Regions from separate parts of the Homo sapiens genome. Here region 2 is linked to region 1. Evidence: chromatin contacts called from ENCODE Hi-C data. All regions are on one chromosome and are shown on one strand. Each heading gives the region's core, a stretch centred on a gene start or an enhancer-like site at or near the end of the contact. The rest is flanking DNA. Distances are from core to core; before and after follow the strand shown.

What was found. A loop is a pair of places that touch in the nucleus more often than their neighbours do. Pooled maps may share reads with other maps.
Region 2: a map of naive thymus-derived CD4-positive, alpha-beta T cell shows a loop between it and region 1 (30-fold over the local background). The contact joins the promoter of LINC02226 here to the promoter of SRD5A1 in region 1. A Hi-C loop is called at or near these places in 1 of 168 maps with a recorded cell type or tissue (naive thymus-derived CD4-positive, alpha-beta T cell), 1 of 37 single-sample maps with no recorded cell type and 9 of 50 pooled maps.

The regions. Positions count from the first base shown.
Region 1 is chr5:6,632,026-6,634,830 of GRCh38, forward strand. It overlaps SRD5A1 (steroid 5 alpha-reductase 1), which reads left to right and starts at 1,415. Exons shown (of 5, transcript NM_001047.4): 1 at 1,415-1,844. The coding sequence starts at 1,552. It overlaps NSUN2 (NOP2/Sun RNA methyltransferase 2), which reads right to left and starts at 1,019. Exons shown (of 19, transcript NM_017755.6): 1 at 859-1,019; 2 at 574-731. The coding sequence starts at 954. RefSeq lists enhancers at 1,115-1,626, 1,627-2,138 and a silencer at 1,262-1,651.
Region 2 is chr5:8,455,992-8,459,060 of GRCh38, forward strand. LINC02226 (long intergenic non-protein coding RNA 2226) reads right to left here and starts at 1,573. Exons shown (of 6, transcript NR_039984.1): 1 at 1,458-1,573. MIR4458HG (MIR4458 host gene) reads left to right here and starts at 1,696. Exons shown (of 2, transcript NR_039989.1): 1 at 1,696-1,775. It also overlaps the pseudogene LOC100419318. RefSeq lists an enhancer at 1,286-1,385 and silencers at 1,906-1,955, 1,966-2,025.

The DNA of each region.
Region 1 (2,805 bases), core at 165-2,664:
TACATTGTATCTTCTTAAATTTAAGACTGCAAGTGTTTTAAAACTAAAACCAACTTTTGCATGGAGAGTAAACATTCTTTAGTCACTACTTTTACACTGTATGCCTTCAAAATTTAAGCAATCCACACTGTTTGAGCCCTAAGAGCAACACTGCATTCCTTCTCTCCTAAGCATATCCTACCGTTAAGTTTTACTTGCGACTCATTTAGAAAGATGTAACTACAAAGATGGAGGGGGGGCGCGGAGGAGGGGAGAACCAAGGGGTTTTATGCATTCTCTATAAATTCTCTTACGTTCCAAAAGGTAAGACCCTCAGCTTCCCTCCTGGAAGATTCCCCAGGAGCCGAATCTTCCTCAGATCTCATTTTCATTTCGTCTTCTAACCTTGCGCCTGCAATACCTCCGTGACCATTTCATTGGACCCTGTGCTCCCCACCTCAATGCTTCCTGAATCCAAACCGCTGAAACGCCACGGTTCTCTGGCACTGTAACACTTGTCGAAGAAAACACCGTCGCCTTTAACCTCCAGCATCCTGGCCCCAACTCCCAAAAAATCAGGCACTGCCTCCCTACCTTTTGTAACCAGTAATTCTTAAAGTGGCCGGGAGCGGCTCCCTGAGAGCGTCCATGAACTGGCCCCACTCGCCCTCGGGCACGATCTTGAGCTCCTGGTAGTAGTGCTCGAACAGCTTGTTCTCCTTGACGATCTCGGGGTAGCCTCCTTCCCAGCCCTGAGGAAGGAAAGAGACGTCTACCCCGAGGCCCAAGGAGCCGCCCCCTCGCCGCCGCCTCGCAGGCCTCGGGGTCCGGGAAGCCCAGGAGGAGCCCCTGGCCCGCCCGCCGGGTCCCGGCTCCTACCGCCTCGCCGCGCTTTCCACCACCCTCGGCGCCATCCTCCGCGTCCTCCGGCCGCTGCTGTTGCTGGAGCCGCCGACCCCGCGACCGCCGCCCCATAGCCCACGCGGCCGCGCACGCAGCACGCAGAAACCGGCCCGCCACGGCCAGAACTCTAGCCCTACACCTCCCGGGACTTCCGGCCGGAAACCAAGGCCCCACGTGTCCGGGCCTGGTCCTTTCGGGGACCTTTGGGGACCGTCCAGGAATAAGCCCAAAGCGCACAACCCGTCTTTCAGAAAAGCGGCGTGACAGGGAAAACAGCGAACAGCTCTAAGGGGAAAAAAATGCTCCAGGAAGCAGCCACAAAGGCGTCTCCGCGCGAAGCGCCCAGGTTTCCCACGCGGGCTCAAGGAGCTCCGCGGACAGCCTGAAGCCGCGCGTGCGCAGAGCGGCGCGGGGTTACTGCGGCCCCGGCGTGGGTGGGGCGCTTGCAGGTCCCTCCCCGCGCAAGTGCTCGCCCCGCCCCCGGGGCCGCACCCACAGCCCCGGCTACCCCGGAGAAGCCTGACTTGAGAACCCTTTCTGCAGAGTCCCGGCAGTGCGGGACTCCGGTAGCCGCCCCTCCGGTAGCCGCCCCTCCTGCCCCCGCGCCGCCGCCCTATATGTTGCCCGCCGCGGCCTCTGGGGCATGGAGCACGCTGCCCAGCCCTGGCGATGGCAACGGCGACGGGGGTGGCGGAGGAGCGCCTGCTGGCCGCGCTCGCCTACCTGCAGTGCGCCGTGGGCTGCGCGGTCTTCGCGCGCAATCGTCAGACGAACTCAGTGTACGGCCGCCACGCGCTGCCCAGCCACAGGCTCCGAGTGCCGGCGCGGGCCGCCTGGGTGGTGCAGGAGCTGCCCTCGCTGGCCCTGCCGCTCTACCAGTACGCCAGCGAGTCCGCCCCGCGTCTCCGCAGCGCGCCCAACTGCATCCTCCTGGCCATGTTCCTCGTCCACTACGGGCATCGGTAACGTCCCCGGCCCCCGGCCCCCTACCCTACTCCCGGCCCGGCGTCCTCTCCGACCCTCCCCTCACTGCCCGGTGCCCTCTCCCCGAAGCCTCCCCCACCCAGATGCCCTCTCCCTGCCAGATCCCCCGGGGCGTCCCCCATCTGCACGGGTGCCCTTCCCCGAGTCCCCCGGCCCCGGGAGTTTGGAAACCAGAAGGGATTCGTCTGGAAAGGGCGGGAAACAAAGGACTGGAAGGGAGTGATGGAAAAAAACATGATGAAACTGATCTGGAAAGAGCCACTCAGTGGTCCTAGGTTTGGTTTCCTTAGCCGGGCGCGGTGGCGCCTGTCTGTGATCCCAGTTACTCGGGAGTCTGAGATGGAAGAATCGCTTGAACCCGAGAGGCGGAGGTTACAGTGAGCCGAGATCTCGCCACTGCCCTCCAGCCTGGGTGACAGAGCGAGACTCTGTCTCAAAATTAAATATATAAAAATAAAGAGTTAAAAAGTAAAAATGTAAAATAAAAATGAAGACTAGATTTTGTTCCCTTAGATCACGACTGTGGGGGCGGGGGGGAGGGGGTTGGCCTAGAGTCTAATGCTGATGGTCGGTCTTGAGGGCCACTGGTTTCTACTCCTTTCTGCCGGTTCCCCTTTTGGTATCTTTGGTGATGGTGGAGCTGTTTTCTCCCAGCCAAGTGATCAGCTGCAACTGGAAACCTGCTGTCCTAAAACTGCCTAGCAGTTTCTCCTTATAGGCTTGATCACTTTCAGAGACTTTCATGTCCACCTTATGCAAGGGACCCCAGGATTGTGGGGGTGGAAAGCCAGCAACCTTAAACCTTAAACAAACGAAGTCTTAAAGATGACTTCTAAATCTTTCAAGGTTTTTGTTTTTTTGAATATTTGAAAACTGGCTGTGTCTGAAATCTTCAAGCCTTCTAATAAGTTGGGGTTCTCTCCAGGTCGTATCTTTTGG
Region 2 (3,069 bases), core at 323-2,822, 1.8 Mb after region 1:
GCTGCCCTAACTGGACCTGGGGAGTTTCATCATACTTTCTTCAATACAAAGATTGTGAATACCTATGAACTCTTTTAAGACAATTTGTATTCTGCCATCAGGCTTCCTAAGCTACCTTGTGGATCCACATGCAACAGAATCAGAACTTTCAAAGCAGTCACCAAACATGTAACTGACAACTTAAAAAAAAAAAATTCAAAATGAAATTAACAAGCACCAAGGGTGTTATTATTCTCTTATATTTCTTTTAGCAGCATTCCATCACTATCTGCTTCTTCCACTTCAGAAACCTGCAAAACTGCTGTAGAATATCAAGCAGTTGTTCTAGTGAAGTCAATTATTTTTTAGCTCACTGCAAAACATCTGTTGACCCACGTTTTAGTCTTCTGTTCACTCTCTTCCAAGTATGTACTTGGGAAAACAACAGGACATCAACCAGGCAAGCTCATTACCATTTTCCACAGATAAATCTTTACAGTCGGTGTGAAAAATCTCACCCTGAACTATGGTGGCTGTAGTGAAAAGAACCATGGACAGACACAAGTATGACTTGTGAACATGATTCATAAAGCACCCAGAGCCCCAGTGTGGCAACACCAGATGAATGAAAAAGGTTCTACCATGTTATCAAAATCATGTCATTCTCACTTTCCCTCAACAGTACCTAAATTTTAAAAAGAATATAAGCATAATGATGAAATACTACAAAAGTATCAATTGAGATCACACTGCACTCAATGAAAATTATCCATGTTTATGAAAATAAAGATCTGTATCCAAAAAAATAGCAAAGTGTCCACAATAAATTATAAACACCAGGACATCAGGGACATTGATCTCTATATCCCAAAGCCTAGAAAAGTGCCCAGCACCTAATAACAATACTAACTTTTGAACATTTCACCACGTGCCAGGCACAGTTCTGATATGCTCCATGTTTCAACTTAAGGCTTACAGGCCAGGCTTACAGGCCACCAGTGAATCTATAAAGTTTCAGTTTATATATGAGAACTGAAGCACGGGATTAGATAATATTCCGAGACAACACAAATTAGTAGCAGATGGGTTAAACTCAGGCCGCGCATGTCTAGAATATGCACACTTACATGCTTGTTGAAAAAACTGTGTTGATTAGTATCAAACTAGCTTTAGAAAATAGAAGTTAAAAAAGGCAATAGACTTTGGCAAATTATTTGAGTAAAACGTCAAATGTCAGATATGTCGAGGCATGGGTAGCCTTCTAAGGGGTCACGTCTATGGAAGGAAAAAGTTTGGCTTAACAAATAGGAAAGTGAGAAAAAGAATGAAACAGTAAAATAACAGGATCTCGTGATGGGGAAAAGGCGGCCTGCCCAGACCTAAACGCCTCGCGGCCTCGCAGGCGACGCGGGGATGACTCAGCAGGACAGAAGGGAGGGAAGCTCCAGACGCCACGGCCCTCTTCGAGATGAAAGTACCTCCCATCCTAAGGGACTGGCGTTCCAGGAACAGCTGCGCTGGCTGAGCCGGCTCAGTGAGGCGGAGCGGCCAAGCCTTCAGTCCACTCCCACTCCCCGATGAAAAACCCAAGACCGGGTAGCGCAGCCCCTCCGCGCACGCGTAACACGAGGAGACACCGCCCACACGCCAGACGCGCTGTGATTGGCCCCAGCTACCCTCGGACCGAGATTCCTATTGGTCCCAGGTGTCGAGCATGCGCACTTTGGTCGTGGGCGCGTGTGTGGAATGGGAGGAGGTCGCGCTGTCCATGGGCGTCCTTGGCCTGCGCCACCCAGGTGAGCGCTCCGGAGGCTGCGATCCCCGGGTCCCGACCGCCCGCCTAGCACTGGCCTGATGGGGAAGCGTCCCGGGACTGGAAGGGCAGCCGGCTTGCGCGCGTGGTTCCCACGCCCCTCGGGCTCGGGGGATCGCTCCGGGTGCTGGCTGCGGGCTCGGCGGGGAGGACCCCGGGAGCGCGTCCCTGGGCCCCACGTCGGCCTCTGCGCGGGCAAGCCCCTGGGCTCTTTGGCTCTAGACGCTTTCCAGGCCTGGGGAAACCGCATGCGTGGACGTGGGAAACGGGGCGCGTGACGGGGAGGGGCGCGCCCCGGGGGCCTGTGGTCGTTCCGAGCTTCCACCTGGCCCGACGCAGGCATGTGCCCTGCCCGCCGCGTCGTCCCTGGGCCTGCGGGGGCTGGGGCCTCAGCTGAGAGTCCTGGGAAGGTGGTGCTGGATTGTGGCTCTGTCGCGGGGATGAGGGGTTGATCTGGGAAGCCCTCAGGATGTGTGTGTGGCTCCTGGAAGGTGACGCACATTGTTAGCTTCAGTAAGGTTTTCAACACCATGTTTCCGCAGAACTTGGTCATAATAACTATATCGCCTTCTAATAGTGCTTTTGGGGAGTTACTCATTTTAACAGCTACTACGTGTTGAATGTCCTCTTGTTTGCCAGGTGCAGTTCTCATCCCTAGGGGTGGAGAGTTGAAGAAGATATATTCAGTTATTTTCTTTTTTAATGCTTGAGCTAACAATGATTTTATCCTTTGCTTTCTTAAAGGTTTAATTTGCTCTTAGGTGGACAGAAAAGCATAAACTGAATTTTAACTACAAGTTGGTCACAGTTGAAAAGCCTCATGTGTGGTTTGAGTTTTAGCTTAGATCTCTCCTTACATGTCTTTCCTGACAGCTCCTCAGATTTAGACAGTGTGAGGATCAAAACTGTATGAAGGTGCTTTACTCTTGATAATCTGTGAACGTCAACTAGGAAAATTTTGAGTGTATTAGAAATGTTTTTCGAACTCTTTGAGAGTCTAGGCAATTTCACTTGGGTTCTGTGATTAATTTGCAAAGTATTAGGATGAAATCAAGAAACCTGCAGTTTTAATTGAATTGACTTTGGTTTTGTTTCTCAAAAAGTGGGACAACAAAAATACCTACTTAAGACTACTGTTTCAGGCACTGTCTAATTGCATTCATCAGATCTTATTATATTCATTCCATGAGGAATCGAAGACCTATTCAGTCAAGCAGCAGCCCAAGGTTACACGTCTAATAAAGGGCACATTCCCAGATCAAGCCCATGTAGGCTGA